Linked DNA regions of Homo sapiens: region 1 is linked to region 2. Evidence: read pairs that join two places in POLR2A ChIA-PET (ENCODE). Cell type or tissue: K562. All regions are shown on one strand. Each heading gives the region's core, and the rest is flanking DNA. Links, peaks and the distances in the headings are about the cores only. Region 1 holds the start of MIR562 (microRNA 562). Region 2 has its middle 9.1 kb from the start of NPPC.

Region 1 (4,398 bases), core at 288-4,287, 260 kb before region 2:
AGACTGAAATCTCTTAAAAATACGAAGCAAAGATCCTAAAAAGGAATCCAGTAAACCAAATCTAGCAATGTAAAAATCATTATACACCATGACAAGGGTGAAATTTATCCCAGGAATGTGATGGCTCAACATATGATAGTCAATCAATGAAACAGATTAATAAAGAACAAAAATCACAGGATTATCTCAACAGACAGAAAAACCATTTGACAAAATCCAACACTCTTCCATGAGAAAACCACTCAATAAATCAGGACTAGAAGGAAAAGCTTTCAGCTGATAGAGAGCATCTACAAAACCCCCAAAGCTTACATTACAATTAATATTGAAAGACTGGGCTGAGTGCTTAGCTCATATCTGTAATCCCAGCACTTTGGGAGGCCGGGGCGGGCAGATCACTTGAGCCTAAGAGTTCAAGAGCAGCCCGGGCAACACAGCAAAACCCTATCTCCACAAAAAATACAAAAATTAGCTGGGTTTGGTGGCACGCCCTGTTGTCCCAGCTACGTAAGAGGCTGAGCTGGGAGGATCACTTGAGCCTGGAATTGTGAGTTGTGACTGTACCACTGCACTCCAGCCTGGCAACAGAGCAAGACGCTGTCTCAAAACAAAAAAACAAAAAAAAAACTGAATGACTGAATGCTTTCCTTCCTCAAGATCAGGACAAGAGAGGCACACTTCCATTAATTCTATTCAACACTGTACAGAAGGTCCTAGCTTGAGTAACTGGATAACAAAAGGAAATAAAAGGCATCTAAATTAGAAAGGAAGAGGTAAAACTTCCCTATTTGCAGATGACATGAACTTCTAAATACAGGAAATTCCATGGTATCCACGAAAAACAGAGCTAACAATTTTTTTTTTTTTTTTTTTTTTTTGAGGTGGAGTCTCACTCTGTTACCCTGGCTGGAGTGCAGTGGCGTGATCTCTGCTCACTGCTGCCTCCACCTCCCAGGTTCAAGCGATTCTCCTGCCTCAGCCTCCTGAGTAGCTGGGATTACAGGCACCTGCCACCAAGCCTGGCTAATTTTTGTATTTTTAATAGAGACGGGGTTTCACTATGTTACCCAGGCTGGTCTCAAACTCCTGATCTCAAGTGATCCACCAGCCTTGGCCTCCCAAAGTGCTGAGATTACAGGCATGAGCCACCATGCCCGGCCAACAAATGATTTTTGTAAGGTTGCAGGATACCAGATATATATATAAATATAAAATGTATTTCTAAACATTAGCAATAAATAATTTGGAAATGAAATTAAGAAAACAATTTCATTTACAACAGCATCAAAAAGAATAAATATGTAGGATTAAATTTAACAAAGAAGCCTTGTATACTGAAAACTACAAAACATCATTGAAAGAAATTAAAGACCTAATTAATGGACAGACATCCCATGTTCATAGGTTGGAAGACTTAACAGTGTTAAGATGGAAATGCTCCCCAAACTGATCTACAGACTCAGAGCAATTCTTATGAAAATCCTGAGTGCCTCCTGAAATTGACAAGCTGATCCTAAAATATATATGGCAATGCAAAGAACCCAGAATAGTAGAAAAATCTGAAAGAAAAAAAAGCAAAGTTGGAAGAATCACACTTCTCAATTTCAAAACTTACTACAAAGTTACAATAATTTAGACAGTGTGGTACTGGCATAAAGACAAATATACAGATCAATGGAACAGAATTGAGAGTCCAGAAATAAACCAATACATTTATGGTCAAATAATTTTTGACAAGAAATGCCAAGACAATTTCATGAAGAAAGAATCATCTTGTCAACAAGTTTTTCTTATGGTGCTGAAACAACTGGTTATCCACAAGCAAAAAAATGAAGTTTGACCCATACCTCACACCATTTACAAAGATTAACTAAAAATGGATCATAAATATAACAACTAACAGTATAAAGTTCATAGAAGAAAACTTATGTTGGCCAGGCACGGTGGCTCATGCCTATGATCCCAGCACTTTGGGAGGCTGAGGCTGGTGGATCACTTGAGGTCAGGAGTTGGAGACCAGCCTGCCCAGCATAGCAAAACCCCATCTCTATAAAAACACAAAAAAATTGGCAGGGTGTGGTGATGGGTGCCTGCACTCCCAGCTACTTGGGAGGCTGAGGCAGGAGAATCGCTTGAACCAGGGAGGCAGAGGTTGCAGCTGAGCTCGCACTACTGCACTCCAGCCTGGATAACAGAGACGCCATCTCAAAACAAACAAACAAAAAGAAAACATATGTCTAACTCTTTGTGATCTTCGCCAATGGTTTTTATAGATATGACACCAAAAACACAAGCAACCAAAGAAAAAACAGACTAAACGGGTCTTCATCAAATTTTGAAACTTTGTGCTTCTAAGAACACCATCAAGAAAGTGCAAGATAGCCAGCCCACAAGTAGGAGAAAATATCTGCAAATCATATATCTGATAAATGACCAGTGTTTGGAATACAGAAACTACACTTATAGCTCAACAATAGAAAGGCAATCCATTTTAAAAATGGCAAAGGATCTGAATAGATACTATCTGAGTAGATTTTTCTTCAAAGAAAATATACAAATGACCAATAAGCACATCAAAATACATTCAGTCTCATTAGTCATGACAGAAATGCAAATCAAAACCACAATGAGATACTACCCCACACCTACAATGATGGCTATAATCACAAATACAGATAACAAGTGTTAGGATATGGAGCAACTGAGACCCTCATACATTGCCACAGGGAGTGCAAATGGTACAGCTACTTTGAAAAACAGTTTCACAATTACTCTAAAAGTAGACTGACCATATGACCTAGCAATTTCACTCCTAGGTGTATACCCAAAATAACTGAATGTCCACACCAAAACCTGTACACAAATATTCATAGCAGCATTATTCATAATAGTCAAGCTGGGGAATCAACCCAAATGTCCATCAACTAATGAATAAACAAAATGTGAAATATCCATACAACAGAATATTATTCAGCTATAAAATGGAATTACGTTCTGATATATTTAACAACATGGATGAACCTTGAAAACATTATGTCAAGTAAACCACGTCAGCTACCAAAGGCAACTTGCTGTATGACTCCATTTATATGAAATGTTCAGAACAGGGAAATCCACAGAGACTGAAAACTGATGAGTAGTTGTGAGAAGCTGGGGGGAGAGGGAATGAGGAGTGACTGCTAATGGAATTGATTTTTGGGGTGACAAAAATGTTCTGGAATTAGATAGTGGTGATGGTTCAACAAATCTACCAATATACGAGAAACCACTGAATTTAAAATGATTAATTTTGTGGTATTTGAATATCTCAATATAAAAAACAGACTTTGCCACCCTGACATTTAGTTATCTCTATACTCCAGTTTATTCCAAATCTTAGACCATCTATACCACAAAATGAAATTTTTAAATATCATTATAGTATAATTTCCAAACAGATTTTATTTAGAAGATGTAGAAATTATCTTTCCCATGCACTCATATTTCTACAGTGCTATAAAAATATTTCTAGGGAATAAATTCAAATATTGTCTTTTGCCAGTAGGCATTTTTCCTCCTGGTTCAGACAAAAATCTATTGATCTTTGAGTATTTGTCTTTTCTGAGAGTGGTGCTATTTATCAACATGAATTTTATGGGCTGATGAAGTACTAAATACTTACAATTAAGAAGGTCCAGTTGTGTATCTACTTTAGGGCCCATTCATCCTGGTTACTATCTATGCATTTCTTGTAATTTCACAGTGAGTTGGGATTTACATGAAAGGAATACTACTGCCAGGAGTTTCAAATGACAATGACAGCTTCCCCATTTGATGCCAAACAATTTAATCTTGCTTCCCTCCAGCTAAGGGAAGAAGGGGTTCCCTTGGCCATCGAAGAACTGAGATTTAAAGCACAACCCTTGAATTTCCTGCGTAATTATCTTTCCTGGGTGGTCCATGGTGGGGCACAGTTGATAGTTATTTGTCAGATAAATGCGGCAGACAATCACTGATGGGATACCATTTTCTTTCAAATCCAAGAATGAGACAGCTCTAAATAACTCAGAAAAGACATTTCAAATACAGAGTCATGCTCTGTTAGAGCTAGAGGGGTTTGAAATACCTAGTTCAGAAAGTTGCAAAATGTATTCTAAGGAATACTAGTTCCACAAGATAATCCATGAGAAGAAACTCTAAGAAATCTATTAACACACTGTTTTCCAAAAATACTTGCCCACAGATCCTTTTTCTGCATGACACCTATTCATGACCTAGTAACATGTTTTGAAAAATCCTAATCTGGTCAAAAATCCATTTCACAAAAGATAAAATTGCTCACGGCTCTCCACTTCCCCAGATTTAACTGGTTTGCCTAAAATCACCTAGCTAGGCCCTGGGGAGAACTAGGACTAACTT
Region 2 (4,398 bases), core at 78-4,077:
AGACCTGAAGTCCTGCAACTGCTTCCTCAGCAGCGACTGGAATATGTTGTCCCAGCCAGGGATTTCCGCAGGAAAGCCCAGAAGGAGTGACAAATATTCAATAACTAACAGGAAGTGTTTTGACACCTCCAGAGATGGCCCAGGTGCTGTTATCTGAGAGCTTCCAGCCTTGGGCCTCTGTCCTGGCCTCCTTCCTCTCAGGGAGCCTCTAATCTCCAAGCTGCCTGGAGCACCTGTGGCTTCTCTCCCATCTGAGGTGACAACTGCCAGGGCCAGCTTGGAGAAACAGCGCCCAGGTGGGGCTCGCTGGAGTCCCGGTCCTCTCAAAACGGGCATCTCTGCAGTGCGGGAAGACATATCTTGATCATCTCTTGGCCTTTTAGCTAAGATCAATTGTAGAAGAGTCCCTGGGAAACGCCACGGGGCTGGACAGGCCAGAGCACAGCAGAGGCAAAGAGAGTTTCGGGGGCTGGAGGGCCTCGTTCCCTTTCCAGCAGCACAGCCATTGGGGGAGGCAGGGGGCCCACAGGGAGGAGTCGCTGGGCATGCCTGGTCCCTGGTGCCGCAGCTGTTGACATGTGGGAACCCTGGCCCAGCAGCACTAGGCCCAGGAAGCCTACCTTGGGCCCCCACACACGCCTGGAGGAAAGGCCCAGTCTGTCAAGCCCATCTGAGGACATCACGTTGAGAGGCAGCGCCCGTGGGGCAGAGGTGGTGCACCTGCCATGGAGGCGGTGTGTGCCCTGGCGAGGTGGGGCGGTATCGCCAGGCCTACAGCAAGTGGTCTGGGAGCCTGCCTTCCCCACCAAACAAGCAAGAGGGCCTCCCCTGACAGTCATGACCTGCAAGGGTGGTGGGAGATAGGGCTCTGCACGGGTTGGGCGCCCTGGGGGTGATCAGAGAAGCCTCAATATCCAGACCCTGTTGGTGCCTTAGGAAGAGCCCTTAGCCTAGTCAGGAGAGTGGTAGGGGGAGGCTGAGTAGCCCCAACCCTCAGTTGTGAGGGGTAAGTGGGGAAGAAGCATCAGTGGGGGGCCCATCAGAAATGGGATTTGAGGCCTGGCATGGTGGTTCATGCCTGTAATCCCAGCATGTTGGAAGGCCGAGGTAGGCGGATCGCTTGAGGCCAGGAGTTCAAGACCAGCCTGGGCGACAGGGCAAAACCCCATCTCTACAAAAAATACAAAAATTAGTTGGACAGGGTGGTGCCCACCTGTAGTCCCAGCTACTTGGGAGGCTGAGGTGGGAAGATCACCTGAGCCCAGATTGCACTACTGCACTCCAGCCTGAGTGGCAGTGAAACCTTGCCTCAAAAAAAAAAAAAAAAAAAAAAAACCCAGATTTGACTCCAATGGTTCACATGAAGAGCTTTAAGAAAGCGACAATTTCCAGAGTCGGGGCAGCTGAGAGAGAGGTGCCCAGTGGGAAGCCAGTTTCTTCCCTGGGGCCGAAGGGAGGGAGCTGTCTTCAGAGCTGAGCTGGGTGGGGTGTCATCTAGCAGGAGCTGTGCCATGGGGCAGAAGCTGTGCCATGGGGCAGGAGCTCCTGCAGGGATGTGGAATGAGAACGATCTCGGCTTCTTTCTCCCCTCCCTTCCAGCCTCCTGCTGGTGTGTCCAATTGGCTAGAACCCAAGCAGCAAGCGGGAGGGGCCAGGGCAGGCTGTGACCCACCAGCACAGGAGCGCCTTGGTTGAAGTGTCAGCCAGCAACTCCCTCTCACAGGGATAAGGCCAGGCAGCAGGGCAGGGGTGGATACCACCTCTCTAGAGGCAATTTCTTATCTTGGTTGCAGAAGACAAAAGTGACCACATCAGAAGTATGAGCGCAGCGTGACTAGCAGGTCTGATCCTGGGAGTGACCTCACATTTATAGCTGTAATGGGCTTGCCTTGTGGATCACTGGTCCTCCCTCCCTGCCCCAGAGAATGCCAGTTGACAATGTCCCCTCCCTGATGGCAGAGTGTCTGATGTTCTCTATCCGATCCTGGTCCAGGCCCTGGACAGATGCCATTTGTTGTCCAGTGAAGGGACAGAAGCAGAAATGTTTCCTGGCAAGCTCCAGTCAGTTCCTCTCCAGGGCAAACCAGCCCTAGAGCAGCCTGCCTCACCCCCAGCATCCCCACGGTCTACTCTGTCCTGTTCGAGAATTTCAGTTTGTTTTTCACACCTCTGATTCAATCTTCCACCACATTTTCTATCTCTTTGTAAGTTTTCTGTATCTGATCCTTTTCCCCTTTTGTCTTATCTGGTTCCCTTTTGATCTCACTGTTGCCTTTTCATTTTAGCTCCTGATTCACAGAGTCCACGTCCTCCCGCATCCAACATCGAATGTAGCAGTTTACTGAGACTTTCTTCTAGATCCTTTTGCAGATATATTTCAGAGATCTGTTCTCTGTGTATCCTGAAGGCATGCGTGAGCACCCCATCTCACCTGGCCATTTTTGTGATTTGCAATCTGTGTGCTTAGTTGGAGAAAGATGTTGGGAAAATGGCAGAATATCAGATGGCAGGAAAAGAGCCTGCCCATCTCAGGAAGCATGAGAGGAATGGCTGGCAGCCCACCAGTCCTGGGACTCTGAGTGGAGACCCCGAGAACGGAGAAGTGAATGCTTTTACTCATTCCTCATTGAGGCATTTGGTCCATGAACCAAAAGCCAAGGCAGGGTCAGCTGTTCCTCTACGGCTCCTTCTAGTCTCAGTTCCTCCTCTTCCTGACTTGGCAGTGTCTGTCGGTCTCACTCTGGAGTGTTGTGAGTTTGGGTCCACATCGATGCCTCCCTGCATGGAGCCCCCCTCCAAAAACAGCTTTGAGGCCAGGCGCAGTGGCTCACGCCTGTAATGCCAGCACTCTGGGAGGCCAAGGCAGGTGGATCACTTGAGGTCAGGAGTTCGAGATCAGCCTGGCCAACATGGCGAAAACCCATCTCTACTAAAAATACAAAAATTAGCTGGGTGGCACAGCTACTCGGGAGGCTGAGGCAGGAGAATTGTTTGAACCCGGGAACCTGAGGCTGCAGTGAGCCACGATCGTGCCACTGCACTCCAGCCTGGGCAACAGAACGAGGCTCTGTCTCAAAAAAAACAAAAAACGAAAAACAAAAAAAAAAACCAGCTTTGGAGCCAGAAACTGTTTAATAAATTACATTCCAATTTGTGAGGATGGGAAGTTCAACCATTTCATTAACTTTTTAATTATTTCAGCTATCAGAATATGCTTTTGTTTTATTTTGTTATTTTCTGTTTATTTTTGCATGTATATTACTTCATAATTTTATTTATATTGGTTTTAATTTTCTGAACCTTTTCTCAATGCTTAACTGAACACATTCCAGAGTATGACTGTATCGATATCCCAAAGTTTTGATATGTGGCAATTTCACTGTTCTTAGCTTCTAAATAGTCTATTGACCTATTTTTTTTCCATAACAAGTGGAGTTTAATTTTTGTTTAATTCGTATTATTAACTTTAGTACTACTGAGGTTGGTTCAGTGATTGTATACTTTCTGCTTTATTATTAATTCCTATGTTTTAATCAATTTTGTAACTAGCACACAGATAGTTTGAAAATATAAAGACCTACTAACACAGTTCAAAATTCCGTAAATATTTAATCCATTTTACCTTTTATATTACCATGGCCCAATCTTCTGACCCTGTTTTTGATTCACTGAAGACTGATAATGATGTTGGAAAATGCACTGTGACTTTTTTCCCATTTATCCTCACATTCATAGTTATATGGTTGTTATTCAGTACAGAAGGTTCAGTATTAACATATCTATTAGGAGATGGGGGGTTATGCTGTGCTAACAAGCCATCCCCAAAGCTCAGTGGCTTAAAATGCCAAAGGTTTGTTTCTTGCTCATGCCTGGAAGAGACCTAGATTTCAGCAAACAGGAGTCATGCCTGCACCCACGTAGCCTGCACTTAGAGTTCCTTCATTTTATGCCAAGTACTTCCCAGTAAATTCTGTTTTGTCTGATGTGAACATTATCAGCCCTATTTTATTTTTATTGGTGCTTGATATCTTTTCCCAAGCTTTGATCCTTTCCCTTCTTGTGTGTGGGTTTTTTAAAATTTAGGTGTATTTATAATATATTAGGTTAAAATATATGTAATTTGAAAAATTTTGCTTTTTATTAAGGAGGCCTAAGTTGTTCACACTATTGCTTATGCTTGGACCAATGTCTTCATCTTGATTTTGACTTTCTGTTTTTAAGGTTCTTTTACATTTTTTGTTCCATTTTACTTGTTTTCTGTAGACTGTTGTGCTTGCTTTTATCTTCTGCAATGATTTGGAAAATAGACAGCCGGTGTGTAATTCTGTTGGAGGTTCCTTAAGGTTTTTCATGAAAATTATCAAACACACATTTATATTGCTATCCAAATGAAAATCA

The links. ChIA-PET counts read pairs that join two places held together with the same protein. Peaks named below come from ENCODE experiments on the same cell type or tissue, not always from the same donor. Only the 100,000 strongest peaks of a DNase experiment are listed, where the experiment ranks them.
Region 1: POLR2A ChIA-PET joins it to region 2 with 6 read pairs; 2 of 35 experiments call an interaction of 5 or more read pairs at or near these places.

The regions. Positions count from the first base shown.
Region 1 is chr2:232,171,066-232,175,463 of GRCh38, reverse strand. All of the region lies in intron 9 of DIS3L2 (DIS3 like 3'-5' exoribonuclease 2), which reads right to left. It overlaps MIR562 (microRNA 562), which reads right to left and starts at 2,811; the gene lies at 2,717-2,811. In K562, for the core only: no CTCF peak of the experiment used is centred there; no DNase peak of the experiment used is centred there.
Region 2 is chr2:231,915,076-231,919,473 of GRCh38, reverse strand. No RefSeq gene overlaps it. Among named protein-coding and RNA genes, the nearest start is that of NPPC, 9.1 kb to the left of the region's middle. In K562, for the core only: no CTCF peak of the experiment used is centred there; a DNase peak (open chromatin) is centred at 1,783; H3K27me3 peaks cover 1,029 bases.